Linked DNA regions of Mus musculus: region 2 is linked to region 1. A link is a loop called in an ENCODE intact Hi-C map of the cell type or tissue named here. Cell type or tissue: heart. All regions are shown on one strand. Each heading gives the region's core, and the rest is flanking DNA. Links, peaks and the distances in the headings are about the cores only. Region 1 overlaps Pkp4 (plakophilin 4). Region 2 overlaps Pkp4 (plakophilin 4).

Evidence for each region. Hi-C counts contacts between places; a loop is a spot of excess contacts. Peaks named below come from ENCODE experiments on the same cell type or tissue, not always from the same donor. Only the 100,000 strongest peaks of a DNase experiment are listed, where the experiment ranks them.
Region 2: a loop joins it to region 1, with 2.7 times the contacts of the local background. A loop is called at or near these places in 4 of 42 quality-filtered maps.

Annotation. Positions count from the first base shown.
Region 1 is chr2:59,279,814-59,295,235 of GRCm38, reverse strand. It overlaps Pkp4 (plakophilin 4), which reads right to left. Exons shown (of 22, transcript NM_026361.2): 4 at 5,984-6,018. Among named protein-coding and RNA genes, the nearest start is that of 5330411J11Rik, 99 kb to the left of the region's middle. In heart, for the core only: no CTCF peak of the experiment used is centred there; a DNase peak (open chromatin) is centred at 8,805; H3K27ac peaks cover 1,575 bases.
Region 2 is chr2:59,221,836-59,237,257 of GRCm38, reverse strand. The region is part of intron 2 of Pkp4 (plakophilin 4); the gene reads right to left. Among named protein-coding and RNA genes, the nearest start is that of Pkp4, 69 kb to the right of the region's middle. In heart, for the core only: no CTCF peak of the experiment used is centred there; a DNase peak (open chromatin) is centred at 5,507; H3K27ac peaks cover 526 bases.

The DNA.
Region 1 (15,422 bases), core at 4,923-12,922:
TCAGCGGAAGGTAGCATCCTCCACACCGGGCCTGGCTATCAATTCACCTTCTTGCTGGAAGGCTTCTTGCTGGAATGAACTTTTCAAATTAAATCTGTAAAACTTTAAAGAGGGAGGAAAAAAAAAAAACCCAGAGAAATTGTCTGCAAGTAAAAGGAAAATATGAAGAAGATAAAAACTGTGATAGACCTCTAGCCCCTGCCCTTCTATGAAGTCTTTTCTTATACAGGAGTCAAGCCAAAGAATGGTGGTGTCTTTTGTTGAGACCAAGCCAAAAACACAGCACACTGAAGCCCTTGAAACTCTTTTTCACATGTTAAAGCCACCCCTGCTAATTCTGGGCAGGATTGTCACAGTGTGTTCTTTCTGTTCTACACATAGAGAATCAATACAATAAGGTTTACAGTAAAAAGAACATTAAAACCATCATTTTACTCCAATTATTAACTTACACTCAAACTTGGAAAAGGGCATCTATTATCTGTTAGGAAAAGGAGCATAAAAGGAATCAGATTTTACTTTTACTCATAAAATCAATTTTCCTGACCTTGTAGCTAAAGAGTTACTGTCATGGCCACAGTTCAGCTGCCACAGGCATGGGTAAAAAGTGGACGAGCATCAAAAAAACACAATAATGCTGTGATGGGAAAAGAACAACTATTACCATCTGTGGCTGTAAGATCTGAAAGTGAGGCCTGCCCTGAAAAACCATAAATACATGACTCTAAGGCCCAGTTGGGGTAAGAGTCTGGGCTATGGTGCTCTAAGAAACAGAAGGGGCCAGGTTGTTCAGGGTGGGAAGAAGGGCCCTGCTGTGGTGAGGGCAGCTGAATTGCTAAAGGTTGTATCTCCCTGAGCTGGAGGAGATATGTGGGCAGCATTTAACTGCTATGTTTGTAAGTTAAGTATATTTAATGCTTATATATGCATATATTTTATGTATTCTTATATATTTCACACATAATGCAATGATTGCACTGCCTGCTGGGGTGACGAAAGTTAAAAATGGACACACACACCCCCTTTAAGAAAACCATCAGCCCGTCAACGGATATTTGCTACTTGCCGATGACATGAATCCTGACAATGGGGGTCAGAGTGTGGGATGAGGGGGGAAGGTCAAGGAGTCCTCGACACTGCATTCCCCACCGTCCATCTTCATCTGTCTGTACCATGCATCACAAACATAGGAACACCAACGTCTGTCAGGCGCTGGTAGCTAAAACCCTAGCTGCCCTCTCTAGTTCAAGAAGCTAGGCAGCAGCTGCTGGGTGGGCAAGAACAGCAGAGAAGACAAGCGCCAGCCCATCTCAGTTCCAGACAGGATTTCTGCCACAGGATGCTTCTTCCTGGTTCCAACAAATGTAAAAACAAATCTCACCCAATCTCTGCCTACCCCGAGACTCTGACAGAGTCAAGCACCCTGCCACCCCCGGCCCTTGGAACAGAGGCAGACACTCAGGTTCATCAGCCTCTAGGGTGCTCGCTTTCCAGATCTTCCCAACTCTACTTTCCCAGCCCACGGGCTCTCTGCCTCAAATTGCCTGTATTTAACTAGCTGGCGTGGGTTCTGCTTCCCCAGCTAAAGACTGACAAAGAGACACAGCTGTTATTATTGCTGGACCATAAGTAACTCTTACCCATCACACAGTACCCTCCAAAAGGAAAGAAAAAGTGCTAACACTAAGGATAATTTATATTTTCCAGGTACAAAAGACATTAAGGAGAAACTAAAGGGCTCAATCTCATATACTTGGGAGGGAGGGAAAGCAACTTGGTCACACACATTGAGGACCTTAATACTGTATGTACACCTTACATGCTTTTCTTTCAAAAAATCCAGGAGATACATTTTTATATGGTTATGTTATCACAGTGATTTACAGCAAAAATCAGAAAAAAATTATAATGTTGAATAGTACATATACAAGCATGGAACATATTTCTCAACATCCTCAGGCATCTTCCTGCCAGTTATAGTAGTTCTAGTCTCTGCTCCAATTCTCCATTAAATCTGAATATCTGAAGAGGGTGAGGCTTCTGCTCTAGATGCTGGAAACCATACCTACATTCAAGGTGTCAAGAAATCCTTACTATGTAATACTAAAGATGAATCAATAGAGGAATGTCATACTTAATAATACACACTAAGCATCTGGGGAGGCAGCAGCTAGCCTGGTCTACATTGAGGGTTCCAGGGCAGCCTGGTCTACATAGAGAGACCCTGTCTTAAAAAACAAACAAACAGCAAACATAACCTGCACATCAATGCTCTCAAGTTTACTTAAAAGGGCAACTATGTGTAATTCACAGAAAATTGAGATGAGATTAATTATAAGTAATTATTTTATACTTTTTTTTTATATTGTAAAATACCAAATAGGTATGTGACAAGCACATTTAAAATGATGTTTTTTTAATAGTAAAAAAGATGGGGCGGGCAGATAGTATGACTAAAGGATAAGCTTTGCCATTCCCCACTGCTTGAAGAAGAAAGACAAAAATGACGCTGGCCATCACTGAGGTGCAAACAGACGATGAGGAATACTTCAGCACACGTGCCAGGACAGCTATAGGTCACCACCACAAGTGGGGGAAGGGATGTGAAAGCCCTGTGCTTTATTGGTGGGAATGTTACACAGGCACAGCCACAGCCACGCTGGAAACCATTTTACCAATTGTTAAAAAACTCTGAGTTACAAGCTGACTGGGTGATTCTGTTCTTAGTTATATGTATAGGTAAAAATATACATGGAGAAGTTTTCATAAACATTCAAAGCAATGGCTGAAAGGAGGACACGTGCCTATCCCCTGCTGAGTGGGTAAAGACAGTGCTCTCCAGTACCCCAAGGGGAGATTATTTACCAATAAGGACAGAGTGCCGACCCACACACAGGGTGAATCTTGAGAACACAATACTCTGTGAAAGAGATCTATCATGAGGGGCCACACCTTGTACAAACCCAGAAACTAAAATGTCTGGAACTGGAAAATTCATAAATTCATAAAGAAAGACAACAATGGCTGCTTAAGATTAGTAGTTTTGGGTAGAAAATGATACTGACTTATAAAATGTATGTGGCATCTTTACAGGTAATGATAATGTTCTGAAATTGATTGTGGTGATGTGGGCACAACTCTGTATATTTTAACGATTTTGAAATGTGTAGAAGTGAAAATTGTAGAGCACGTGAGTTATATCTCAATGAGGTTATAATATCAAGAAGATAGAAAGAGCTACAAGAGAAACAGTATGGTCAGAGTCACATCATACATGCTAAATGTGCAATAAAGAAAACGCCATAAGCTGTGTATGGTGAATCCCAGCATGAAGGAGCTGAGCCAGGCCAGACTGGGATGTGACTCAGTGAGTTCCAGGACAGCCTGGAATGCACAGAAAGGCTCTGCTGTTAAAAAAAAAAAAAAAAAAGAAAAGAAAAGAAAAGAAAAGAAAGAAAGAAAGAAAGAAAGAAAAGAAAAGAAAAAAAGAGAGAAAAAAGAGGAGGTGGTAGAAGAAGAGGAAGAGGAGGAGGAAGAGGAAGGGAGGTGGGTGGCAATGGCTGTCGACAAGGCAGGATTTACAACTGTACTAATGAGGCTACCAAGAGTTCCCAACCTTTTGACATTGCAACATGACACTGTCTTCTACCAAGTTCACGATCACAAGTATACAACTGAGGTGAGTGAGTGAGTGAGAGAGAGAGAGAGAGAGAGAGAGAGAGAGAGAGAGGCAAACAAACCAAAAATTTGTAGAAATAGAAAAAAATTTCCCTGATTTGTGTGCGGCGGCATTCCTGGCCACTCAGGAGTGCCTGGGATCACAGACTGTCTGTTGGACACACCTTCAGTGTAAGACTTTCAAGAGCACCTCGAGAACAGTAGTTAAGAATCAAAATAAGCTCTTTGGAGTTTTAAAAACTTACAACATTTTGTAATTTTTTTCTAAATATATATTCTGTCCTAAACTAACACAGTTGCCCCTCTTAGACAGAGGGTTTTCTTTAGTTTTTCCTAAGGAACGCCCATTTTTTTAGGTCCTTGTGCAGAGAGGAAAAAGAAACTTTCCAAGGGCTTCAAGTTCAGTTGTGAATCTAATGTACGTGCCCTCAAGCCTTCTTGACATTTACTGTCCATTCATATATGAGTGTATTCATTCACTTAGGTGAGCCAGGCCGGCATCAGCCGTCCTGCTCTTTGTGATGACCTGACACACTGTGACAAAGTAGGGAAAGAAGAATTGTCCCAATTGACACCCTGGGGCTCCTCGGGTTTCAGATCATCTCTGATTACCTCCCAGGAGCAGCGAGCAGGGCTGCTCTCCAGGTTCCAGCCTAGCTGCTGCTCAGACGGCCCGTTCCACAGCACTCTGGGTACATGTCTGAAGCACTTGGTCAAATGTGATTGTGCAGAGAACTATCTGCTCAACAGGAGCGCTTTCCTGCACCCTGGACTGGGGCTTGCTTTAACATTTATACCTCACTACTGAATATCCCCTGTTGCTCCGTTTACCATCAAATCTAGCATGACCAACATCAAAGTCCAAAGTGTCCCAGAGACTGGCTCTCCATTCTAACTCGCCTAGTTTTTCAATGAAGCTGCCCTCCTAAACTGCTCAAGACCTCAAGGCTTGGCCACACTAAGCCACTCTCCACATCTAGCAATAACTCAGTCCAGATGTTCCCACACCAAATTAGCAGTGTGTTTCCAGCCAGTCTTTCTTTGCTATATTTTTCTTCCCTCCAATCAAAGCCTACCGTACTATGCTGTCTTTCAGAGGATGTTTAAATTACATGACTTCTCTTTAAGGGCTTCCAGGGTCTCTTCATGACTACTGAGAGATTAAATGTCCCTGATGGTCTAATTCAGCCCTCTAATATCTAATATCTCTCTTAAAACCTAGTTTCAAATATTCCCACGCAGTGCTGCTACTGTGTGTTCTGTCTGGTGTGAATGCTTCCTCTCTAGTCTGGAGGTGAAGACTGGGTGGGGCTTCGGGCTCATCTCTGCATAGCTATCTCAGAAGTGACCATCTATAACATGAAATTCCACCTTATTTCCAAGGTAGCCACATATTGTCCTATGGAGTATCTTCCCTTTTACTAACTGTAGGTGATCTTGTGAGTAGGAGCAGTTTGAACAAAAATCATTGTCGGCTGGCAGTGTGAACGACATTAGAATTCTGTGGTCAAATGCAGATTAAGCTCAGATACGGGGCATCTGCTGCTCTAAGCTTCTTCAAGGCCAGTTCCAGGCTTTGCAGTGCTGCTGACTTGCTCACCTTACAACCTCCATCTGGCCTGGTAGTGGGAGGACCAGGTGGGTGGTGCTAAGACGATGTGCAGGGTGCACAACATCCAGCACATGGTGTAGGAGCCTGATTACCACAAGCTGAGTGAAGACTGAATGTAACCCTTGGGATAGGGGCAGATACTCTTTGTAATATAATTCACTCTTCCTGTCACAGGTTTAGGGGAAAAGATACACAAGCTATAGCAAAGCCTACTGTACTATACAGCAGGATTAGCAGATATCTTACATGGAAGAATATAAGCTGAACATTCAAGTAACTCTAAGTATGAGCAACAATGAAGCATCTGATGGAGATGAGTCATTGGCCGTTTTACAATAACCTTCCTGGTGTCCCCTTTGTTTCCTTGCAATGAAAAGCTTCAGACACACACTTGCTATTAAGGGAATTGCTGTGCAATGCTGTAACTTTCAGTTATGCTAAAGGATGAAGGATACAGCAACTACTACACCAGAGCGAAGTAGTTCAGTCTCAGTACTGCCAAGAGCTCTGCTTGGCTTACCCCATCAAGGGGTAGGAAGTTAAAGAATACAATAAATAGGCGTTAGGGATTCGGCTCAGTGGCAGAGCATTCGCCTAGCTTGCACAGGCCATGGCTGCTAGCTAAGTAGCTGCTTCTTTATTTGGATCTAAAACAAAAAACAATTTTTACATAATTAAAAAAAAACACCATACCTGTTGATCTCCAAGGAAATGACTTTTCAGTTGAGCTAGAGAAAAAAGGAAAAAAAAAAAAAGAGGTTTTGTCATAGAATTAAATTGTGGGCTTATTTTGCATTTCAAAACTATTTGTTACATCTAATTATGTAAATGAATAAAAACCTCAAATAAAATTCAAAATTACCCATCTTCATTACTTTTTAAACTGTATTTGTACTTGGAAACTAAGCAGATTATAAAGAGATGCAAAACTGAGCGTATTAACAGAGGTGGCATTTGTGGTGCTGGGGAAACCACAGGTGTATCAGATACATTTGAAAAGACCCCAATAACCACTAAAAAGGAAGCCATGAGAGACCCCCATAGACAACCAAGTTAACGGGCATGCTTTGCATCAAAAGTTACCTTATAAAAAGCTAAAGTATATACTAAAAATCATTGCAACAGGGCAGTATCTGAGTTATAGTTTCCTTAGCAGTGGTTCTCAACCTACGTGCCGCAACCACTTTGGGGCCTGGAAAGACCCTTTCACAGGAGTCGCCTAAGACCATTGGAAATTCCAACACGGATATTTACATCATGATTTCTAACAGTAGCAAAGTTACAGTTTAAATAGTATGAAAATCATTTTATGGTTGGGAGTCACCTCAACATGAGGAGCTGTATTAAAGGGTCTCCATATTAGGAAGGTTGGGGGCCACTGGCTTATACTTTATGTATATAGAAAACAATTTCCATGTGAAAATATATTTGTTCACCTTTTTGCCTTTCTCTGCCATGGATCAATTGACACAGGACAGTATGACATTAGCAGACAGTGAGATAGAACACAGACTAGATGATTAAGCATTTGTATTATATGTATTTCCATTTTGAATACACTAGCTCTTTTATCATATGCACAATAATTTTGTCACAGGGCCATAAGTAATTTTATTTTAGAGATAAAACATGTTGGTGACTAGAAATGCTGAGGTCAAACCTAACATGCTACTTGCTATCATTCCAAAACCAGTGTGCCTAAACACTGAGACAGATACACGACACACACACACACACACACACACACACACACACACAGACACACACACAAGCAAAGTTATTAAGTTATTCCTTTGGGGTAAGAACATAGATTTCTTTTCTTTAAAATTTATGAAAGAGCTGTAACTCTGAGCTTAAATAAACACATAGAGCTCACGAAGGTCACCTGCCAGAGCTGCGGCTCTACACGCCTCTCTAACTCCTTGCCGTCTTCCCCAAGAATTAAAAGGTGGGAGGGACTTTTGCTTGGTGAAAATGTGTGTGATTGCCCCCCTTTCCATCATGGGCACAGCCGGTCACATGCCAGGGCCAGGACTCAGTTGCAAGCAGGGTAACTGCTCCCATGAATGGAGCCAATCAGCGAATACTCATCTTGTCTGCGCTCTGAGCCTGTGGCTCCAGCTAATGTGCTCTTTTACCGCACTGCAAAGGCACAGCTGGTGGTGGATGGGGAACTGCGAGCAAATCTCACTGAGGGCTACTTGCCTTGTTCCGGGTGGCAGGTCCCAACCGTCCTCCAGCTCTCCAGCTTAGAAAGTAGTTTCTTCCTTGCAATGAGTTTCTGTTTCTTAGAACTTTTTTTGTTTTGTTTTGTTTTGTTTTTCTAGACAGGGTTTCTCTGTGTAGCCCTGGCTGTCCTGGAACTCACTCTGTAGACCAGGCTGGCCTGGAACTCAGAAATCTGCCTGCCTCTGCCTCCTGAGTGCTGGGATTAAAGGCGTGTGCCACCACTGCCCAGCTTCTTAGAACTTTTGTTACTTCATTTTATTCACAAAATTAGTTCTCCAAACGCTAGGACTGATAATGCCTCACTGTATAGTTGTCAAAACAATCAGGTCTTATGTCAATATTAATACCTGCTGCTAACCAAACTGCCATCCAGAGCAGCTTCATAACAGCCCGTGCAGCTTTTACTACCATGGGAGTTTAACTTTAATGGAACGCTCTATAATGGCTTTCATCTTTGCAACTACCAACCTTATCAAGCCACTCTGGGCTTCTGCTCAGAGTAGCAGAGGCTGTGGCTGTGTGGCTCCACTCTGCCATGGGTCCAGCCTCCTGCCTGCCTGGCATACAGGAGACGCTTTAGATACAGTGTTCACAAAGTGTGAGAAGCACTGAGCAGTGCACTGCTCTGAGTAATGAGGTAAATACTGATGAAAGCCCTAACCGTGCTCAAGCAGATAACTTATTTCACCCTTTGTCACGAGGAGCAGGTACCAACATATTGTTTTGTATGGTTTTTTTTTTGGTTGTTGTTGTTGCGGGGAGGGATTGGGAAAAAAAAAATCAGACAAATAGCATCTGAGTGCTGAAAAGGCCTTAGGTACCCTAAACACAGCAGGGCATACCTAAGTCAATGGGAATCTTCAGCTAAAATCATCTTCCTATTTAAAGTAATGTACATAACTCATTAGGAAGATAAGCTAATAATGAACAATAAAAATAAGCCAAATTGCAAAGATATGCGGAAGAGCACAGATTACCCAGTTAAGCTGACAGGGAACTGACAATATTGTGTAGTAACTACAAGTGTGTGTTCTTCAGAACAGTGTGTTCAAAGTTCTTACTTTAACGGAGTCTCAAACTGCTCACTCTGTGACCCCAGGACGGAAGAACAAAATACACGGGATCTGAAATGCTGCTCAATGACTCACTCTGCTCTAGAGCCGTGAGAGGCAGATTCCTGGGAGAGACAGCAGAGGCAGCTTCAGCCGGGAAGGACAGGCCCACTTCCTTCCCTTTCTCCACTCCCCGCAACATCTATTCCTAGAAGCACTTCCCAACTGACGCTGGCTGCCTACCATGTGTCTACAGGCACTGTGCCCACAGGACTCCGCCCTGGCTCCCTTTCACGTCCCTTCTGAAGGTGCCAAGTAGCTTGTGTTCTAGGATCTTCCACTGGAATGTGAAAGACATTTCACACACAAGGACTGAATCATCCACAAGAGTTCTGTGTCAATAGGAAAATATCGTCATAATTTTAAATAAATTAACTAACCATCATTTAAATGGACGATTCATATGCTTAGAACTGTTCAGGCCAGGAGATGGAGAACAAATAAAAAGAAGATTACTGGCAAATTAACCATCAAAGCTTTGAATTTTAAGTAAAATATTAGTTTGTCTTAAAATTTATTTTAGGCAGGGACTATGCATTTTTTTGTGCTACATAAAATATATAGAAATCAATGTAAAATTCTATTCATATGGAATTAGTTTTCATTTGTAGATAAAAATGGTTTCTTAGAGTTGTACATTGTGTTTGAAAATCTTCCTGAATTTGGTCTTTTGTCAGGAAACTTGACAAAAAACTTGCTTGTTCATACTCTGCCAAGGCCTAAGGGCTGTCTAATGAGCAGGGTACAAGAAGTCACGTAAGAAGAATGAGTGGTGACTTGAGCTTTTGCCAGGGACACAGCCACTGCAGTGAGTACTGCCCTATGGACACAGGCACTGCAGTGAGCATTGCCCCATGGACACAGGCACTGCAGTGAGCATTGCCCCATGGACACAGGCACTGCAGTGAGCATTGCCCCATGGACACAGGCACTGCAATAAGCACTGCCCCATGGACACAGCCACTGCAGTGAGCACTGCTCCTGGCCACCAAGGCTTAGAATCTGGCTCATAAGCCTTGAGAGCCTATGAATCAATATGTAATCATCCATCTTTCTGCTTATGCAAACCAGGAAAGAAGGCTTGCTGGTAACTAAAAATCAGAACTGGCTCATCATAAGACTAACAAACACCACAGCAAGTCCTGTGAAATGAGCCCAGTATTTTCAACCCCACTTCATGCTCAACATGTTACAATTCTTTCCACTCTATTAGCACCATGGGTCACTCAGCCTGAAAAGTATGAGCTATTCCCTGCCCGGGGCACCCAAGTCTTTTCCACTCACACAAATGCTGCAGAAGCTCACGCATGGCTCTCACTCGGGGCACCCCCACTACCAGCGACATAGGTTGGGCATCCATCCTTTGATCCTATTTAGGCTGCAACATTCTGTCTTTCTTCTAATCGGTCTTCAAGGCCTTGACTTCTTATCCTTTCAGGCTGTCTCCTGCTGTTGCTACTGAGCTTTACCAAATAGCAATAAATGGGTAGCATTCCCCCACTGCTAAAGTACAGACAGACCCACAGAAGACAAAATGCAACTATCTGAGGGTCCCTTTGGTTTGCCCTTTCCCACACAAGCCTGCATTCCAGGAACTTGCAAGTACTTGAACTTGCCTCATGTGCCAAGCTGCTTCACACTTTGAATGCTATTTTGGGGCAAGAATGTGTGAAGCTGTCTAAAAATTCTTTTAAGACTTGTTCGAATGCCAGGGCTGCTGTTCAGGTACCATGTAACTACATATGTATGCACTGTATACAGGAAACTAAGCAGTCTAGTGAGGCTCAATTTTACTTTGTGTCACTTCCTATGAGGAGGAACATTCTCAGAAAACGCTCCCCCTCCCCTGCCTATCGTGAACCAGCTGACTGGGGAGGCGGTGGGGAGGTCACAGTGAAGACAAGAGTGGAGCCACAGACCCTCTGCCATGCCATCTCCTCACCCTTCTCAGGTCTGTGTCTATCACTTAGATGCAAAGAACTTTCAATGACTGAAGCAATTAACCATGGCCAGTAACAAATTAAGCTTCACTTATGCAAACTACTCCAGAAACTGTAAACACAGCGTGGGCCCTACTGTCTAAACTGACTGTGTACTCCTCGATGACCTGGAAGGTCCTTCAAGAAACAGGAATGGGAGTTGATCCCTTGCTCCTTTTCATCGAGAGCGTGCCCAAGCACTCACTTGTGCTTCTCATGATCACAACTGTGGTAGTTGTTCCTGGTTTCTAGTACCAGACCATGGACGGCTCTTATTGGGGGAGAGACTGTGCCCTGATTCCATCCAGAACTGAATAGGATACTGGAATGCCTCAATGGGAAATTTTTAGGGCTGTTCAATTTTAAAAGTAAATTCTAAATGATTTTTCAATCATTTTTTTTTTAAACAAAAGAGGCAGATTAACCATTTTATGATGCAGGTTTCTTGAATGTTGTTGGCTTTTTGCTGAGAATATCTCTTTTAAAATATAACACCTACAGAAAGACTAGAACTTCCCATTGTCAGGAGAAATTTCCCTTTAGTGTGACTCCCATCAGCCATGTCCTGGGCTCAGTTTACCCTACCACTTGGTATGGAAGAAGCAGGGCCTCCCTAATGCTCAAAGTTCTGATATTCCAGGAACTATTCCCACCCACCAACAGGTAACTGACCTATGCTTGGGAGGGGCCTCATCTGTAGCTTTTTAAAGGCAGATGGTGACTCATCCTCCGAGTGTCAGAACAAGTAGGACATCAGACAAAATTCAGCACCAATCTTGATAGTTTTTCTTCACCAAGCACAGATACTCAGCATCCTTACCTACCCTACCTAAGTAAAGAACAGCAAAGTCAATCAATAAGATAGATGCTAACAAGGGAGTGTTGCCTTATCTTCTTGAAGATCAAGGAATAGGGAAGGCAAACTGAAACCACCAATCCCTAAGAGGCTTGAAGACCCTGGTTTTAAAAATTCATTAGCCAAGGCAGGAGGAACTGCCTGAAGTCTGAAAGCTATTGTTGGTATTTAACTAAACTTCTGGGAAAGTCTTCCAAAAGTACTTAGTGCCCAGCCACAGCCTCAACAGACAGCAATCTTCCTCTCCTTCTCCGTCTTAGCTCTAGTGATTCTGTTCTTCCTGGCTATCTGTACAGTTAGCCTTTAGTCCCCTCTCTTCTAGAGGCAACTCCCAATCTCTCAGTAAGGAGGGCAAGTGAAACATGACAATGGCCGTAAGTCAAGATTAGTTATTTTGCATGTTATGAATTTGTCCCCAACAATGGCACAGGTTCATGATCTATGAGTCATAACAAATGAGAGAGGGCAAGGGGTCTCTTTGTAGTTATTTCTGAGACCTGAGGGTGGTGTGGAGGTTAGGGAGAGACTGCTCCAGATGAGGAATGATGCCTCTCACACAGGACATGACAACTCCCAACAGGAGTCTTGAGCTGTCACCACAGGCAGACAGACATTTGCTTTGGTTCATCCCCACTCCAAACTCACAGAAGGGTAACAAGGTGGCTAGAGAGGGCAGAGCAGATACTCCAAGGCTGTAGGAGAAAGGCAAGGCCTGCAGTCTGACTCAGGTATTTCCTTTCGGTAGCAGCGGCAGGGGCGGTAGCAGCGGCAGGGGCGGAGTCCAGTCTTGGTTTTCTTCGGTCAGTAAGTTTGGTGAACTTTGTGGTACCCACTGTCTCATTTCTACTTATGCTGGTTTCCTGCTTCTTGATATTTCATTCAACCTTAAACTCATGCCACATACTCGACTGCAGCTTTAGATCCCCTTCTAACAGCTGTCTAAAATGCCAGGAAAAGGTAAGATATAAATAAATAATATTATGACCAGTCTCCCAAAGAGAAGACGACTTTTGATGCTTCGTGCAAACACTACAAGTGGAGGAAACCCAGGGAGCAACAGAGAGAGAACATTTTAGATGATGTTAAATATTCTCTGACAAAAGCATTTTGTGTGAGTGCTTTGAATCTATGAATAAAAGATTTCAGAGACCATATGGGAAGCGAAGATCAAAGAGGATGTGTTACTAGACAAAAATGAGACAAACAGTTCCCTGTGGTATCCCCATAAATTACACAGGAAGTAAGACTTCTGCTGAGGCCCACCCCACAATAGGTGTACTGATTAGTCAAAGAAATCCAGAGAGAAGGGTTTTCTAACACCCCGGCTAACACAATACCAGGGTCTTCCAATGGACTCAGTCATGATCCGAGATCCTATTCAGGCAAAGGGTCAGTGCATGAATAGACAGGTGGACAGGAAGTGTGTGTTTATGGCCTGTCAAAGGTGGATGGGAAGTATATGTCCATGGCCTGTCAAAGGCCGTCACATCCCTCACTTCCTGTCTTCTCAACCCCAAAGATGAAGAAGCAGAGAAGGGAAAACTTAAGTTCAGAGTGAAAACTGAGTGTTCAAATAAAAATGTCCTTGCCTTTCGGAGTCAGAACAATCCCAGCCTTATAATTTTAAATGAAGGCGGCAATGGTGAGAGGAGCAGGAAAAGAGCTTTTCAAAGAAGGAAAGAGGAGGAGGTCTCTGCATGTCTACTTCTCTACATGAGATTAAATACACCACCAACTCAGGACTCAGCTGTACAGATCTAAGACAAACACTGATGTCCATGAACTTTCTAATTTATAGTTATAAAGTCTTGTTTTGATGCAAACATGTACTGTAGCAGCCGACTTTTCAGTGTAAAGTGGGGATCCACACTTGGGACATCACATCTGCACAGCACATGAGACCCATATTCTCAGCTTCTGAAATCTCATTTTAAAAAGGAATTTCAAGGCTGTACTTTCAATGAAATATTGTATTCTGATAATAATGAGCCAGTTTAGATATGCGAAAGCAAATGACTGGGTCAGACATGGTGGTGCAACCTGTAGCTGCAGTGCTTGGAAGACCAGGTCGCATCATCGGTATAGTGTCCAGCTAAAAATTCATTTCTGCCTACTGTTTAGCCAGAGCAATGATTTATGCTTAGATTTTATGAAGAGGGGGAGGTTCTTCAACTTCTAAGAGAAATTTTGTTCTAATTACAAAAATAAAGAACACAGCACTCTTTTCAAATTTTTGCTTAGCTCCTGTTTCTCACTGGAATTATGTTCTCAAGTCTTGATTTATAGACCAGGGCCATAGGAAGCTATTTCTGTGCTGAGGGAGAAATGACTTCACATGTGGGAGGAGGAGAGATCTAACATCATCAATAACTGTCTGGGGGAAAGAACAGAGCCTGGAGACAGTCAATACCCAGCCACCGCTGCTCTGTACTGCAGCATCTGAAACCAAGCTGAAGGGCTTCAGACTGCTTAAAGCCCTTAACTCATCCCACAGCCTCAAATCCACCCGCCGCCTCCTCTCTTTTGACCACTGCTTCCTACATAAATGCAGAGGAGTTCCAAGCTACCAAAGGCGGGGGTGGGAGGGGGTGGGGGGAGGGCATGGGAATGAACCAGAAGGGTTCTCTCAAGACAACATGCTTGAAAGACAGAGGGTGAGCAGAGGGTGTACAGCCTACTCAAGTGGCCAGACCCTTCCAAAGCACAGACACAAAGAGTGTCCGGTGGTCAAGAGTGTTTTAGAACTCTAGTGTGGAAGCCCAGTTTACAACACGACAAGAGAGACTAAACAGCTTAATCTTTCCCCTTTACCGTAATTCATGGCCACAAGTCAGCATGTTCCATAAGAAAGGCCTAGGGAAGATATGGAACCAACTGTGAACTATAATCTATAAAATTTTGAAGTCAGAACTGCTAAAAGTGTCCCTTGATGTCCGCCTGATTGCCTGAGTTTGAGTCCCAGCACCTATGTGGTGGAAGGAGAGCCCTGATTCCACTCTCATGCTGTGGGATGTGCACACTCCCTCAAATACACGTGATAAAATGAACGTAAAAGTCATGGCTACCAAGCAGTCTCTCTTTAAACTTTCACAGGAATACCATTGGACTATGAAATTTCAAGGGTTTTAGGAAATCACAACTTCTGAGGCATATGACTATATTAATTTTATAAAAATGCAATCAATTAGATATGAAGGGGAAAGGAAGGACTGGGAAGGAGATTTGGGGAGGCCAAGGAGGATGGGGGGAGGTATAGTGAAGAGATGTATTAACAATACAGAGGTTTGGAAAGCTATATGAAAACCTACTATTTCATAACACACACATACACACACACACACACAGAGGATAATGCATCAGAAACCGGGGCTACTAAATACAAAGCCAGTTCCGGATGTGGGGTGCCTCTGTTGGAGGTCAGAGTGTCCTCGAGCGCCCAGAACAGCCCAGGCTGGTTATGCTGCCGTTCTCGGCTCCCCAGCAGAACTTGATGGTAAGGCCCTGCTACTGAGATCAACACAATATGGTCACAGGACATGGAGAAACAAAGCTGGTAATGACCTGGAAGCTTCCTCTACGTTGGCTTTCACAGTACCAGAGGTGACGTTCAGGCTGCTGGGGGAGCTGAGCGGGCATGTCATTAACAACCTGGGTACAATAATGACAGGCACAACAAGATACACCCATGGCTGTAATAGTGGCAGGAATGTCATGGGATAGCAACAACTTTCTGGTAGAATAAATGTCTTGTACTGCAAATCTGGCCAAGACTGGGCACTCATAGGCCTTAGGGGTGAACCTAACTATTCTGCTTGTGTTAAATGGACCTGTACAAGTTGTCTTCTTCAGATCAGTGAAGCACTCTGACCTCACCACAAGTGTCTTTGTGCAATGGATGGTGGGGAATGCAGAAACTTACAAGTGGTCAAAGTGCAGAGAAAAGGTGTCTTTGGGGT
Region 2 (15,422 bases), core at 3,587-11,586, 57 kb after region 1:
GCCTGTGGGTCTCCTGCAAATTGGTGTTAGGAAAGGAACTGTCCTGTTGTCCATCACAGATCTTTCCTGGATGATGCATCTCTGGTTTCTGCTGAGATGGGAGAAGGGTTCGTTTACAGCACACCTCTGGCTGTCTAAAGAAATTAGGCTTTTCTCTCAGGGGGGTATAATTTTAGTGTCATTTGCAAATTGGTATGTTGAGAATTCCCCAAACCAACTTGTAGTGGATTTTTGCTTTAATTTCCCCCATAATACATGTTTTTCTTCTTGTATTTTATTAAAGAGCACATGAAGAAGCCAGGCCACACTTTGCTTGGAATCCAAAGCCAATAACACAGCCCATCTATTATGCACTTGCCACACCATTGTGAAAAACATTTCAGCTAGATTGATATGATGACGTGTACAAAGGGCTTACATTCCCCCAGTTTTTAGTTACAGATTCTCATTAGTGAGCCTTATCAGGGCTATTTTTAACTCCCACATGTTCATAACACTTGTTTTTTTGTTTGTTTGTCTTTTTAAAGAAATCTCAGCTTTCACTAGCATGTCTCTTAAAATTCTTTGTGTCTATACCTGTTATCCAGTTCCAAAGTAAATTCTACCTTTTAAGACCTTTGTTATAAGAACATTACATTCCTAGTCCTGAGAGCTAGAATATATTTAAGCTCTGCTTACACTCACTTAGAGACTTTATCCCTTGAGACTTGAGAGGTCTCTCAGAGCTGCTGGACACATCACCCCAGTCATCACCTCCACCCTTACATGTGACATCCTTACATCATCTCCCACATGTGACAGATCCCCTTTATCTTGGGTATTATATAGATTATTTGTGGTTGCATTAGGTATTCACTCAGGTAATCCAAGATAATCTCCCTATCTCAAGGTCCTTATGTTAATTACACCCATGATTATACTTCTGATACTATTTACTGGCCCCAGGCATTGAGATGCCTATCTACGAGAAAAAGAGCCTTATTCATCTTATTAAAACCATAGTACAGAGTTAAAGTATATTAATTACTAACAGTTTATCATGCCTATAAACAAATGTTGACACAGCTTTCTCAAAGTGACCGTTTAATATTGATATTGCAATAAAATGCTGCAAAATTACTTTGCTCGCATGTCAATTATGGCATAATTCACTCCGATTTTTCCATTTGCAAAAAATTATAACTAAATACAAGCATAATTTTGAAATGAGGCGGATGTACATTAAGTAGAGTAAGCACGAATGAGTTAGCAAGTGTGAAGATTTAAAAGTATCCTTCCGCACTGAGTAAAGACCCTTAGGAAGTTACACTGGGTCTGATAAAGCTGGTCTTACATTCCTGATCCTTGGGGTAAGGAAGAGCGAGCAAGGGGACCCAATTTCTCAAGAAAGAATACTGGCTGGGATGGCTTCAGTAGAGTGGCAGACAGCTAAGAGCCTGCAAGCTAGATCAGCTGCCCTGAAAAGGGACTGTCTACACCCCCACCTCACCCCTACCCCCCACCAGCTCTTCATTTCAGATTCAGGCACTGGAGATGCTTTGAAAATTAATACATTTTCCTCTAACACGCCAGAAGTCAACAACCTGGAGCCCCCCCCCCCCCCCACTCCTGATGGAACAGCGAGAGGAAATCCCCCTTTCCTCTCCTGAATGGTCTTTGCTAGGTTGGCTTGGCCATCACAGCCCTAAGGAGGATCTTGGCACTGGGAAAGCCAAGGGTTCTTCTCTATTTACTCCTAGAGAGCAAACCAGCACCGCCTTACACAATCCAGTCTGTTAAACTAATACTTAATAGTGAGAATGAAAACAAAGTAACTGATTATAAAATCAGTCCAAAAATGATTATTCATGCTTCTTAGTTTGAATATAAAGCCACATTTTTTTTAAATATAACAAGTGTGAGTAATTAACAAAGCAACTTAATCTGGCTTAGGTTTAAAGTCCAGGTGTAGGCTGTCCAAGAAGTCCCTGGAAAGGGCTCTGTTTCCTTCAAGATTAGGTTTTTCTCAAAAAATGCTTAATTGAAAATCTGAACCACCAATGAAACAATAAGCATTAGATACTTAGAAGTGTCCAATCTTGCGTGAACTCAGCTAGCTAGATAATGCCTAAGTGATGGTGTTGGTTGTAAATTGTTCCATACTACATGGTTACAGCAGTTTTCTCTTGGGTCTAAAAAGTATATTACCTTCAGGAGACTGGCAAGTTGGGGAGAGTCATACAGATATAAGATCCCAAATGGCCACCTTGCTTACTGCATCTTACGACCAGGACCAGAGATTAGCACCCCCATCACATCTGACAGCCTTTGGAGGCCAAGTCTTTGAGTCATGCTACGCTTGCCTAAGGACTAAGTCAAAATTTGAAAAATTCTGTATAGAACTTTTTCTAGTGTGATAGAAAATTCTCTATCCTTTTAGGGAAGTGGAGAAGCATTGCTGGCAAAGGACCACAGGGACCTGTACGTGCTAGTCACAGGCTGTCACTGAGCTCCAGTCTCAGCTCAAGGTAATCTGTAACTGGTAGCAGGTGGCCTTGTGACTTGCTTGTGGATATCAAAAGTTACAGAACTAAACACTTGAGTGGAGAATTTTACTGTATGTCAATCTGAGCACAGTAAACTTGCCTGAAGAACACGTACCCCTAGCTCCACGCTTCCTTTTCATTACATCACACCATTTTCTCCTTCGGGTGCCACTCTGATCCTAACAATACTGATACATACTCACAAACTGACCGCTGTGCTTGTCTGCCTGGTGTTCTCCACCAGATTAAATCATTTACATCAGTGATGCCACGGTGACATGGCCTCCCTGGGCACTTGCACACATGTACATGCACACAAAAACACACGAATAAACTGAATATCTTTGAAAAATATGAAAGTCATGCTACACTTATTACACACAGGGACTTCATATGCTAAGATCTTTCTCAGTGTTTTCCTTTCCTTTGTTAGGCTGATTTTCTATATCAAAATACTCAGAAGAAAATTCAATTTCATTTTAAAAATGCTTCTCTTAGCAATATGACTGAATACATATGCTGTGTTATAATTCTTACCTAATACTTATCATTAAAGAATGAGTGCAAAGGTTGAGCCAGGAAGGTGATTCCAAAGGCCATTCTCTGAACTGCCATGTCATACACACCGCCTGCGGACCTTGTGAGTGGTGGCCACTGCCTAAGGACCTTGTGAGTGGTGGCCACCGCCTGCTGTTAGTCAAGTGCATCCCGTAAAACTCAGGGCTCGGGCATAAAGTGGACAATGAAAGAAACAAGCCACCTGGCTCATGCTTGCCCCAGTCTTGTCAACCCAGCTTGTGCCAGGCCTTTCCCTCTCTGAACATTCTGCAAAGCTCCAGGCCAAATCTTTTTCTGCCTCTGTGGGTTTAAAGCCCACGCCTGGCTCTCCCCATAACCTGTGCCCTCCTCAATGCTGCCCAGCTCACTCTGCTATATTTACCTCCTCTCCTGAGCTGCACAGCTTGAAAGGAAATCTTTTATCTCACAAGTGAGATTTGCCAGAACCTGACACCTCACTTGAGCTGCCTACTGCGATGTTACGATGTTACGTTTCTTGGCTCCTGCCCTGAGCTGCTACTTTCTCCAACCCAAATCCCACATTTCTCTCCTGTAGATGGAGAAGGATGGCCGACCAAGTTGCTTGTGATGACTTTGTAAAGAAAGACTGCCAAAGCATGGGGCTTGGGGCCTATGGGTAATGCCTGTCCCTTTGGTACGCAGGTGCCGTCATCTGAACATTTCCCTACAAGCGTCCCGAATGACCTACACGAGACACAGTGGCACATCCGACAGTGGTGCCAAGTCTGAAGAAACACTGCCTGAGCCAAAGATGACAACGCAAAATAAACTGAGAAGTGGCTCGGATGGCTAGGGAATCTAAAAGTCATCCCTTCTTGACATTCTTCTTGTTCTCATCTATGCAATTCAAAATCTCTTATAAGCCAGGGATGGTGGCAAGGATCCCTTACAGCCAGTTAGGGGTCATTTTCAACACAGCTATCCTCTGTCGCAAACAGCAAACAATTCAAAAAATAGTGTGCTTTATATAGAATCCTCTTCTTAAAATCCAATTCAAATAAAACAGAATAATGGCACAATTTCAGTCCACAATTTAAAATAATCTGACAGTCTAGTACAGAGAGTTTGATAGCCGGTATTCAAATGTCGACATCTATTTGCAGATATAATCTACTGAAGAGACACAATTTAAACTGAATTTAATTCTTTCAAGATTCAAATCAGCAAAAACAAGCCAATGTCAGTATCTACCTCAGCTAAAAATATGGTTCAAATTTTGCAGCACTGTCAAAGGCATTGCATATAAACTCTCTTTAGTTGATGACGAGAGATTGAACACGCAGAGTAAAAATTGAGCCATGGGGATGAAGTGAAGACGGTAATCATAATTCTTAGCATTTATGTAGAGATTCTGCCTTCATGGAATTTTCATAAGCATTCAACTAATTAAATTAGGCAATGCACTTGTGGAATGTCATCATGAGCTTATAACCAGGAAAAAGGATGGCACCGGGCTTGACTAGATCACAGTCCTAGGGTGTAGGTATATTTGCATATCTATGTATTTATATGAGTGATTATAATTATTCATAGATATGGCTAGAAACTATGAGTTTAAATAAGTACAAAGACTATGAGTCAAATGCGGGTTTGAGGACACTCCAGGCCTTTGCGCCTGCGCAGCCCCCCATGACTGTTGCACTGTTATAGGAAAAGCACTAGGGTAGGGAGGTTTGAGTAGAGCGTAGAATACTTGCCCTCTGGCAGATCACAATTTAATATATTAAAATGTAAACGCTCTTTCTCTCTGCACTTCTCAGATACACTTTCAGAAAGCTTTGCTGGTGACAGTGTATGAGGAGCATGGGGACAACGAGAGAACGGCTTTCAGCCTCAGCGGGATGGAGAGTGGAGGCCTCGATGTCTGGCAGGGAAGTTGTTCCCAGAGGAAGGTGTGTGTTCCCAGGCTTTATGGGTGACTGGAAGCAATGCCCAAGTGGCTTGTGTTTGGTGCCGCCAAAGTGAATGTGGAAGACATGGGTTAGGTCTGTTCACTTTTGTACTCAGGCTTGCGACAAGGGATCGATCTGGGTGTCCTGTGGCACTGTGCAGTCATGGGTGAAGGACAGAACTGAATCCCAGTCCTGTTGGGAGAGGCCTCTGAGATGTGTAAGGGCTCCAGGTGGGACAGTGGGGCTTCATCAACTCAGCTCCATACACCCAACTCCACTGCTGTGGCTCCCCATGTTCACCAGCGGGTCACGAGGGCTGTATACATGCAACTCCTGGCATGTGGCGTGTTTCCATAGGCTGTGAACGCAAATCCTCAAACTAACAGTTCTGTGGGTGACAGCTGAGGTAGAGCGGACGCAGAGATACTTCCTGCCTCTGTCTAGTTAGCCACATGAGCCGGCTTCTAAGTGTGGGTCAGCCTCTTGCCACACGCACTAAACTGCTCAAAGCCCAACCACCACTCTCATTTCCTCTTGTGGCCCATCTAACAGCACAAGGAAACACATGGAACAGGCATCTGAAGGTGTAGCCTCCCTCCCATAAGCCTGAAGCAGGCTGAGCCAGAACTTGACCTTGCTGCCACTAAGGAGATTATCTAGGGTGGAGCCTTCTCCCTAGATCACTCTATTGTTTTGCCATTGCTACTGCTCCTCTTCAAGATACTGCTACCTGCTGAGAGGCCCTGGAGCTATTCTGGAGACTATATGCCATATCCTGCATGTCATCACCTGCAGCTGGTTCCAGGCTCCAAGGATGAATTGTCGGGAATGGGCTTTCCCCCCTCTTTTATAAAGCGTGTCTGCCATTAAAAGTTTGAACCTTTGAACTAGCTTGTCTTGGTTCCATTATTTCTCAATCCGCCTAGGCTCCCTCTTTTCTTCCAGATTCCAAGATGCCTCCCAGGCTCAAACCCGGACATGTGAGCCGCTGGCCGGCCCCAACACGAAGGGAGCCTGGAGTGGTGAAGAGAATGTTTACATGAAAGCAGCAAGTCTCGGTGTCCATTCAAAGCATTTGAAGCCTAAATTACTCTGAGCCTTATTTCTTAGTATAATACACCCCAAATGAAAATAACTGTGCTTTCCTTCTGCTGGTTATAATAGCATAACAATGTTTTGAGTAACAATTTCACAAAATGATTTCTGCATTTCTAAGGTTTTTACTGCTCAAGGGTCTCAGGCTGCCCCTCTGAAGTCAGCCGACTAAATTTCCCTTCCCTCTTGTCTTTTTGAAACGGGGATTCTCTGAGTAACCCTGCTGCCTTTGCTTTGTAGACCAGGCAGCGACTAACTACTCTCGCCCGCCGAGTGGGAGTGGCTTACAACCTCTGTGTAGCTAGGCATGCTTTGCTCCAGTTAATCAGTGGCCATGGTCAAGAGCTCGGCTCTGTGACTGGTGCTGGGTTGGAGGTTATTGTGGGAGACAGAAGCAGACCCTAATTGCTTGAGTCCCGTAGCCCGCTATGGCTACTTAACACACTTAGATCTCAGGTCTGTCCTATTTAAAAGTGCAACAGTCATAATAGTACATGTGAGTGCTTGTCTATCTGGAGGTACTTACTATAGTCAAAGTTATTTCTTATAGTTTTGCTCACACAGAGTAAAACTGGGTGATTTTTAAATTTAAAACTAAAGTGATTAGTCAAATGATTTTAAATGATTTAGTCAAAAAGTATTTCCATACTCTGATCTGAGTATACCAGGTGTTCCACTGGGTACTGAGACTAAATGTTGAAGAAGATAGATACATTTTTTTTTTCTTATAGATGTTTGTGATTCAAAAACTTTTTCTGTCTAACTATAATGAGTATTTTAGTTTCAATTATACTTTGAAATTTACTCATTTCCAGTTACAAACTGTAAAAGAAATAATTTTCAGGCAACGGTGAAAATTGTGTTCAACAAACGCATGAATGTAACTTGAGATTCTGAGTACTTTAGAGAGAAAACTTTTTAGTTGTTTAAAAATATTCAAATTGAAAAATTCTGTATTAGTATACTAATTTTCCCAAATATCGAAACAAAAGAGTTAGGATCTCACAGGAACATTGATTACTTGGTATATTTAATGATTTCCATTATTATTTTATAAGAACATAAAAGCTCAAGACTGAGTTTATGAAATTTAATCAATATTTATAAGATTCAGAAAAATCAGTATTTTAAAGCTTAAAGATAAAATTAACTCAAAATTACTTTAAAATAGACTCATATTGGGGCACAAGAAAAGATTCCGTTCTGTCCTCTGTAGTACTTTCTTATTTAAAACAAGCAAGACTATGGTCCCAGGAATACAAGAATGAAAGTAATGATTCCGATTCTGGTCTTTTACAGCCCACCAACTCACCAGCAGCCCAGCCTGAATCAGACGGTGTGGATGGCAGCGTCCCCACTCCGTGTCAGGGCTCTTCTTCTCCTGCGACCAAGGCTGCTGGCTGGCGATGGTTCCTTCTGCTGGGCCCACAGCTGCTCACTGGAGTTGCAATTCTCAGTTTAGAGGCAGCCAGGATCAAGTTCCATCTTCCAAAGGGATGTGTGTGCTGCCTAACAGGTGACCTATCAGAACTGGACGCTGTCTGCTCCAGAGATGGGAATGACAGCAAGCTCCCTGGACCGTTTCATGACTGAGGAATCTATTTCCATATTGTTTAGCCAAAGTATTGGGAGGCCTCCCTGTCAACAGATGCAAGAGCGGACAGCTTTCTGACAGGATGGGCTGTTAGTGCTTGGCTGCCTCACTCCTACTCCACACTCAGAACCACCTGCCGGAAGCTCCTGCTGACACAGCAGGACTGACAGGCCTTCTGGCCCATCTCCTTTCTGCAACACTTTTTTTCTCTGAAGCTGCCTAACACAGGGCACTTGTGGGGCTGTAGGAGACAGGTTTCCGACTCATGCAGTCCTCCTGTGACTGGGCATGTGGTCCTGACTGGTTTCTAATCAGAACTGGAAGTTCAGTAAGGAACAAATACAAACTGAGCATGTATTAAGAAGCAGATCACATTTCAGGAAGAAATGCTTGGGTTGTGTGTTGGATAGTTTTGTCAACTGTGACACAAGCTAGAGTCACCTGAGAGGAGGGAGCCTCAATTATGAAAATGTCTCAATAAGGTCAGTCTGAAGGCAAGCTACTAGGAACTTTTCCTAATTAGTGATTGTGGAGGGCCCAGCCTATTGTGGGTAGTACCATCCCTGGGCTGGTGGTTCTCAGTTCTATAAGAAAGCAGACTGAGCAAGCCATCTGGATCAAGCTAGTAAGCAGCACCCCTGTATTGTCTCTACATCAGCTCCTGCCTCCAAGTTCCCGGTCTGCTTAAGTTCCTGTCCTGACACCATTCAATGAAAAAACAGCTATTCAGAAGCGAAAATAAACCAAATATTACAAAATAAGCCAAATAAACGCTTTCTTTTCCAAGTTGCTTTGGTCATGGTGTTTCCTCAAGCAACAATAACCCTACTTAGGCCATGTTGTGTTTGTGATTTATATTCCAGGAGTCTTACATCTCACCCCTTTCTGAACTTCCTCATATGGACCATGGGTAATAACAAGAGCAGCATACATACAGAACTGTTAGAGGTTTGAGAGGGAACGCATAAACATGCTAACTTGATGTTTCCGACATTGTCCAAGGGATGCTCATGGTAATTACAAACTGTTAACTAACCGGTAACCACAGCAGAGCTGGGTGTGGTGGTGGGTGCAACTTAGTAAGGCTCAAAAGTCAAATTAAAAAGGAAAAAAAAAACATAGTAAAAGGCTATTATAGTGTCGATACCCAGTAAAAGAAACACCAAGGAATTGTGCTCTCATCAGCTTGGTACTGATTTTATTCCTCATGTCGTTTTTTTCTGCTGAACAAGGTCTCTCTATGTCACTTAGATCTCGTAGGGCCTAGAACTTGTGGCCCTTCTGCCTTAGCCTCCAAAGTGCTGGGATTACAAGTCTGTGCCACCACCACTGGCTATAAAGATTGTCTTTCTTCCACTGGCTTCCAAGACTTGCTATCCAGATCGGGGCTTCCTGAACATATACCACTGAGCACTATGCAGAAGTGAACAAACTGTTTTCAGTAAGATATGCCAGGATCTTTAAAGCTTAAGGTAGATTATTAACTCAGTCTTTGTGTGGGTTTTGTTAGTAGGCTGTCAGGACTGTTGCAGTGGGCCACCCAATCTGTGATCTGAACCTACCCCTTGCTTGGAACAGCTCACAGTCATTAAACAATTAATGGCTTCTCAGAAAACCTGCAGAATGCTGGATGCATTGGCATTTCAGGTTCCAGGGCAGGCTTGGACAAGGGAAGCAGAGACCATCTTAACGCAAAGACAAGATTGGGAGCCTGGATTAAGATCACCAAACTTAAGATTAAGATGAAACCAAACTTAAAGCTTAGCAGGAAGGAGGAAGAGTAAACAGTGCCCCACACCAGGCGGAGGTGGCTTCACTCTGCTCTAGCAATTTTAGGACCAATCACATTTGAGCACCACCGAGCTTCAGTGATAAAGCACACTGAGCTGATTGCTAAAGTCCCCAAATGAACTTCCGTGCTCATAAGCACCCAGTCAACGGGATAGCTCTACTCCTGACCCACCGGTGACTTGACTACCTAGTAAATACCCAGCTCCTGGTTAGCACTTCACATAGGGGATGTGAGTGGCGTTCATGAGCTGGGTGAAACTACTGTTAGCTTTACAGAAGGGACTGAAACTGCGAGAGGTGATGGATGGACTTACCTGGATCTTCAAGCGGTTTGCAGGAGTCTATATTAGACTCGATAGATTTCATGTCTACTTAAAAGCAATGTTTGCATCCTCCTTACTATATCAAGATGTCCTTAAATTCTTTACTAAATTCAGTAAGAAAAGACAGTGAAGCATGGTGAGACTTTACTAAGAGGTCAGGACTCTCCAACACTCTGTGTAAACAATAGTGAAAGCCGTACTGTGGTACAGATATGCTCTGGGCTTACAGAATCCCCCGCGGGCTGGGAGTGGAGGACAATGGGAAGGGTTTGGCTCTTCTGAAACACCAAGGAGAATTTTCAGCTTTAGAACAAGAGCTATTTTTGTTGTTGTTGTTCAGTTCTTGGTAGCCTCTTTCTAAATACATCTCAGGTGATCAGCTGACATTACTCTGAGCTATCAGAGTGCTTGCCTTTCCAACAGGCCAACTCTAACCTGGAAGGTGAATCAAAACTAAGTGTAGTGGCAGACAGAGCCGTCTTGGGGTGGTAAAAAGCTTTATATAAAGCTAATTTGGGGCACTCAAGGCACTAGTCGACAGTTAACACAACAGCAAACAAGACTTTGCATGTTTGTGCCCAATATATTCTATTATTGTGCACTTCAAGTTTAAAAGACTCTGTAACTAGCTAGACCTTTTCCACAGACAGAACTGTATGAAAAGTAGCTCCATATTTTTTGCATAGCGCTAGCAATAAAATAAGACTGTCCTAATTACAACATTTGCCTTCTTCTGGGTAGGAATATATCAAACGGGAAGACTTGCATCTACCAATATGAGAGCTCTGCCCATGCTAATAAACCAGTCAGAGTGATTTCACTTGGCTTGGAGTACATCCAGGTTACAGAAGGCAAGAGTAGATTAAGGGCATGCGTGATCACAGCAGTGACAAACTCCTGCCTGCTTCATAAAAGCACCAGTATTTCTTCAGGCAAAGATGTGACTCACGCCATATTTTCAATGAGATAGTGTTGGAAGCATTTAAAAGCTGGAAAATATAATTCTGTCAGTACCAATACCTCCTGCCTTCAAAAGAAAGTTGTAACATCATTTCAAAATATATTATAGTTGTGTATGAACAAGCTGCTGCATAGAATGGACCAATGCCTGTACAAGCTGAAGCCTGTGTAGTGTGGTCCTAGACAAGATCTAGAGACCACCATTTTATTTTTGAATTAGAAGGGATACATGGATTTTGTTTCAGTATTTTGAAACAGGGTCTCTGTAACCCAAGATGGATTCAAATTTATAGCAATCTTCCTGCCTCAGTTTCCCTAGTATTAGGATTACAGGCAAGAGCAACAAGAGTCAGTAAGAGATTCCCATTTGAATAAATCTCTTTTAATGTTAACCTCATATAAAGTGGTGTCTCCAGTAATGAGGGAAGACAAAGTAACATGTATACCATCAAAAGAGGTGTCCAGAGTGCTTTGTTAGCGTTGGTGAGCTCCCTGCCCCATTGTTTTGGGAGGAAAGAAAGCATCATCCTTGCTTCCTTGACTCTCCTAGGTGGCAAGTAATGGGATTACCTTATTTAATGTTCATGTTTAGATCTTGTTTCAGCCTATTTTCCATCAAACTCAAGTGTTTACAACACATAAGTACCTGATAAATTCTACAGTTCAGACACTGTGCCCATCTGTAAAATACAGTGGCGGTCCCCTTGGTGACTACCTTAAGGCAAAGCATTAGCAAAAGTGAGGTTTTATACACTTTTCCATGTCTCCCTTAACGCTACCTTGTGCACCTCCCTCCAAGGTAAAGGCTTGATATACCTAAAGAAGCACTTAATGCAACTGAGTATTCCCTACAAAAATGTACAAAAGAGTTGAATCTGCAGAACTGGTTTGCAGTTGATATTCCACAGGTCTTGACCTACCGCAAGGACATCATGTATCATGCTATTGACTACCTAGCATATAAATAACCCTCTGCTTCTCCCTGTCTGAAACCCTTCCTGTCAGCCAGGCCACCTGGCCTCGTCTCTGGGTCTCTCTCAGTCTGGATGCAGCTGCCCTGGGCTATAGCATCTACGTCTTAACCCCTGTCCCCTTTAGAAGACAGGCTCTGATGTAGCCTGTTGACAGCAAGCTCCATATATGAGATGGTGACCTCGAACTTCTGATCCTTCTGCTCCATTTCCTGAGTGCTAGGATTGCAGGCACCGACGACTCCCTGGCTTATGTACATCCTTGGCTACCTTCACAATCATACATTTTCTATTTTATATCCAAGACAATCAAGCCTGTTAACCACAACCCACCTAACAAGGTCCCACATCTTATAACCTTTGAGAATTCATCTCTTTCCTTTCTGTTAGCCTATGACACCTTACAATTATTATTTTAATAAAGTCTTTTATTCTTTACCAGTCAACTTATTTTAGAGTTTTAGAATGTTATAAAAAGCAAAATGCTTTTTTTGTAATTAATGTTGAAAACATACAGAGAAACCATGTTAAGATGTGTGTTCTTGGGCTTCATTAATATATGCATGTGGAGGCTATTCACATGTATATGCATTTCTGTAGTAAAACTGATCATTTTGTAGTTCAATGTTTTATTTTTAATCCTATTTTTTTCTCCGATGCAATTAAAAATTCTTTATAATGTACTGCCAGTCACACGCATGTAATACAATACAATGTGATACAATTCCACCTGTATTGAGCAATCAATTTATCATTAATTTTAGGCATTATAAATGCCATTGTGGTTAACATTTTTATGCTTTTATTCAATATTTTCTCAGATGAGATTCCCTAGACTCAAACTATGAGATAACAGACACAACCATCACTAAGGTCTTGACTGCAGACAGTGCTCTGCAGTGGCTGTGCACTGACTTTCATGGGTGCCCGTGAACTCAGTATCCTGTTCCTTGACTGCACTGTTGCCAGCTTGCAGGGCAGATGCGTGTCTCAGTTGAACACTATCCTGTAGCTATTACAGTAGTTCATGTGCATCTTCTTCATGGAGGCCCGCTCTCCATTAATTCCTTTTCTATGACTTCCTCCATGCTTTCCTTTCTCCAGCTTTCCAGAACATGTCCTCAGATAGTCTAGTGCTGACAAGGCCCTGTCCCACCTTATCCATCCGTCTGTCTCACTGAACCCAACCGCAGAGGTCAGTTGATCCCTGTTCTGCATCTGTGGGGTATGGATGCCTGAACAGGAATCTCAGGATCCCTACTTACTGACAACACTGGAGGGTTTGTGAGCTACTTAGCTTTCCTAAATATCACTTTCCTCTTGTCTAAATGGTGGTTGTAATAATAGTTATCTGTATAATTAGGTGTTTTTAGTAACCAGCAACAGAAAACACCCTGGCTAATTTAAGGATAAATATAAAAAGATATTGGATCACTCAGGACTATGTGATTACCAACCAAATTTAGTAACATGGGCAATACATGGAACAAAGAAATTCAGTGGCTCTGAAGACAGGCAGAGGTTTACTATATTAACTCAAAAAGTCAGAGTAAGAACACAGGCAAGATGGGTATGGGACACACGCCTTTAATCCCAGCATTCAGGTGACAGAGGCAGGCAGATCTCTGTGAAATTCAAAGCCAACCTGGTCTAAATAGCAAATTCCAGGACAGCCAAGGCTACAGTCCTCTTGCACACAGCACGGACTCTCACTGGGGCCCTGACTCCAGAGGCCATTTATTCTTATGCCACACTGGTGTTAAAACTACTTTCTAATTTTTTTCATTTGTCACCAGCAGTAGTAACAGTATTTCTAATAACAGCAGTGGCGGCAGAAGAGAGAGAAGAACCAGCCATCTATTCATCTATGCAGCAGCGCAGGGCTCGGCCATCACACAGCAGTGCTAGCCTGGACAGAGCACTGCTTTCCCCCATCCAGCTCTAGCAGTGACCCTGAAGTGGCGGCCGAGCCTCCAACTCTTCTCACATCCAGTCAGTGCATTTGTAGGGTCCCTTGGCCTTTGCGCCCCTCACCCAACAACCTTACATAGGCTTTTAAGGGGCAATTTAAAGGTTTTTCAAGTATTAAGGATTTGTGTTCATAAGAAACAGTGTTTAAAACAAAAAATAAATCGTCTCCCATCATAGAATTCATGGTAGGCCCAAGGTGTGTGGCCCAGCCTGCACTGCAGTGTGGTGAGCTCACGTGAGCTCAGGTGAGACTGCTCACCTGCTTTCATGGCCCTCAAGATGTCTGCTCAGTCAGTGAACAATGGAGGCAACATTAGCAAGTGACAAAACACAGTAATTTCTTAAGAATTCACTTCGCCATTATTTTTTGCAAACTTAAGAGAAATCAGTTAAGAGCTTATGTTATATATTCAAAAAAACAAAGAAACAAAAAACCCAAAGTGCCAATTTCCTCTTATTAAAGAACAAGTGAAAAAACAAACAGCACCAAGCCATAGAGCAGACCTGTGAGGTGGCCACAGTCCAGAACGAAAACTGAGGCAGATACAAAAGAATTTTGATTTTAAAAAAAGGCAACTTAAGGCAATACTTAAAGAAGAAAATTCCTTGCTCACATAAGTCACACGAAGGAAAGATATCCAGAGGATGATGACTCAGTAGCACCAAGCGATCAGAGAGTCAGAGCTCTGGGCAGAGGCTGGGAGCCCAAGGATGCAGTCCCAGGAGGTGATGTTCTATGGCGAACACTTTGCGCATGTGAAACCCAATGGATGAGGCCATGCCTTAAGCTGGAAAATGGGTATAGAAGGGAAGGAAGGAACGTGTGTGGTGAGGTGGGGTGGGTTGGGGTAGAATAAAATTGGAATATACTGAAGGGGGCAATTCTGATATTAAGACCTCGTTCCCCAACTGGTTCTTGATTTGTCAGTAAAGAAAGATGGGGCCAACTGCTGGGTGGAAGGTACAGGTGTGACTTCTGAGTCCCAGGAGGAAAAAGGAGACACAAGGAAGGAGAGAGCAATTTTTTCTGCCATGCTTTGGTGGAAGAAGAACGTAGCAATCATGTGAGGTCTTGAGTGGGGGAGGAAGCTGGGGTTGGTGGCCACCACTACAGGCCTGTGGTCATGGATGTTTGGCAGAGGCTAGGCTAGGTGGGACTAGCCACTAAAGTTTAGGGCAGGTGGAGAGACAGAGACAATAAACTGGTAAGGGCATGCTTTTCCAAGCGGGAGACCGTACTGACCAGTAATTGTGCCAAGAAGGCAAGTTGTAAAAGAACAAACTGAGTCTATGTCCTTTACCTGAGGATTCAAGGGGAGCTGGGGAGAGGTTGGTAGCAGGATCCCCCCCTAGAGCTAAGGCAGTAGCAGAAAACTACATGCAACAATATATTGCATACATGTCTGAAAATACTGTAATAAAACCCATTATGTATAATTAATATTCTAATAAAACATTTTCAACTTACTAGCTTAAACATTAAAGTGACTTAAACTATTACATCATTATCCAAGGAAAACTTATCTCTCCAAAGCCAAAATATTTCAATACTAGATATTCTATCCTACTTATAAAAACTATATGTATATCCGAAGTATCGTTATTAAAGTATGATTATATAAGAAATAACTGTGTAATACGAATGTCTTCAAGTTTTGATGAGTCATCTAATTTGTTTACAATCTGTTTCTGCTTTATGCAACCCCTAATCCCTGAAGGTT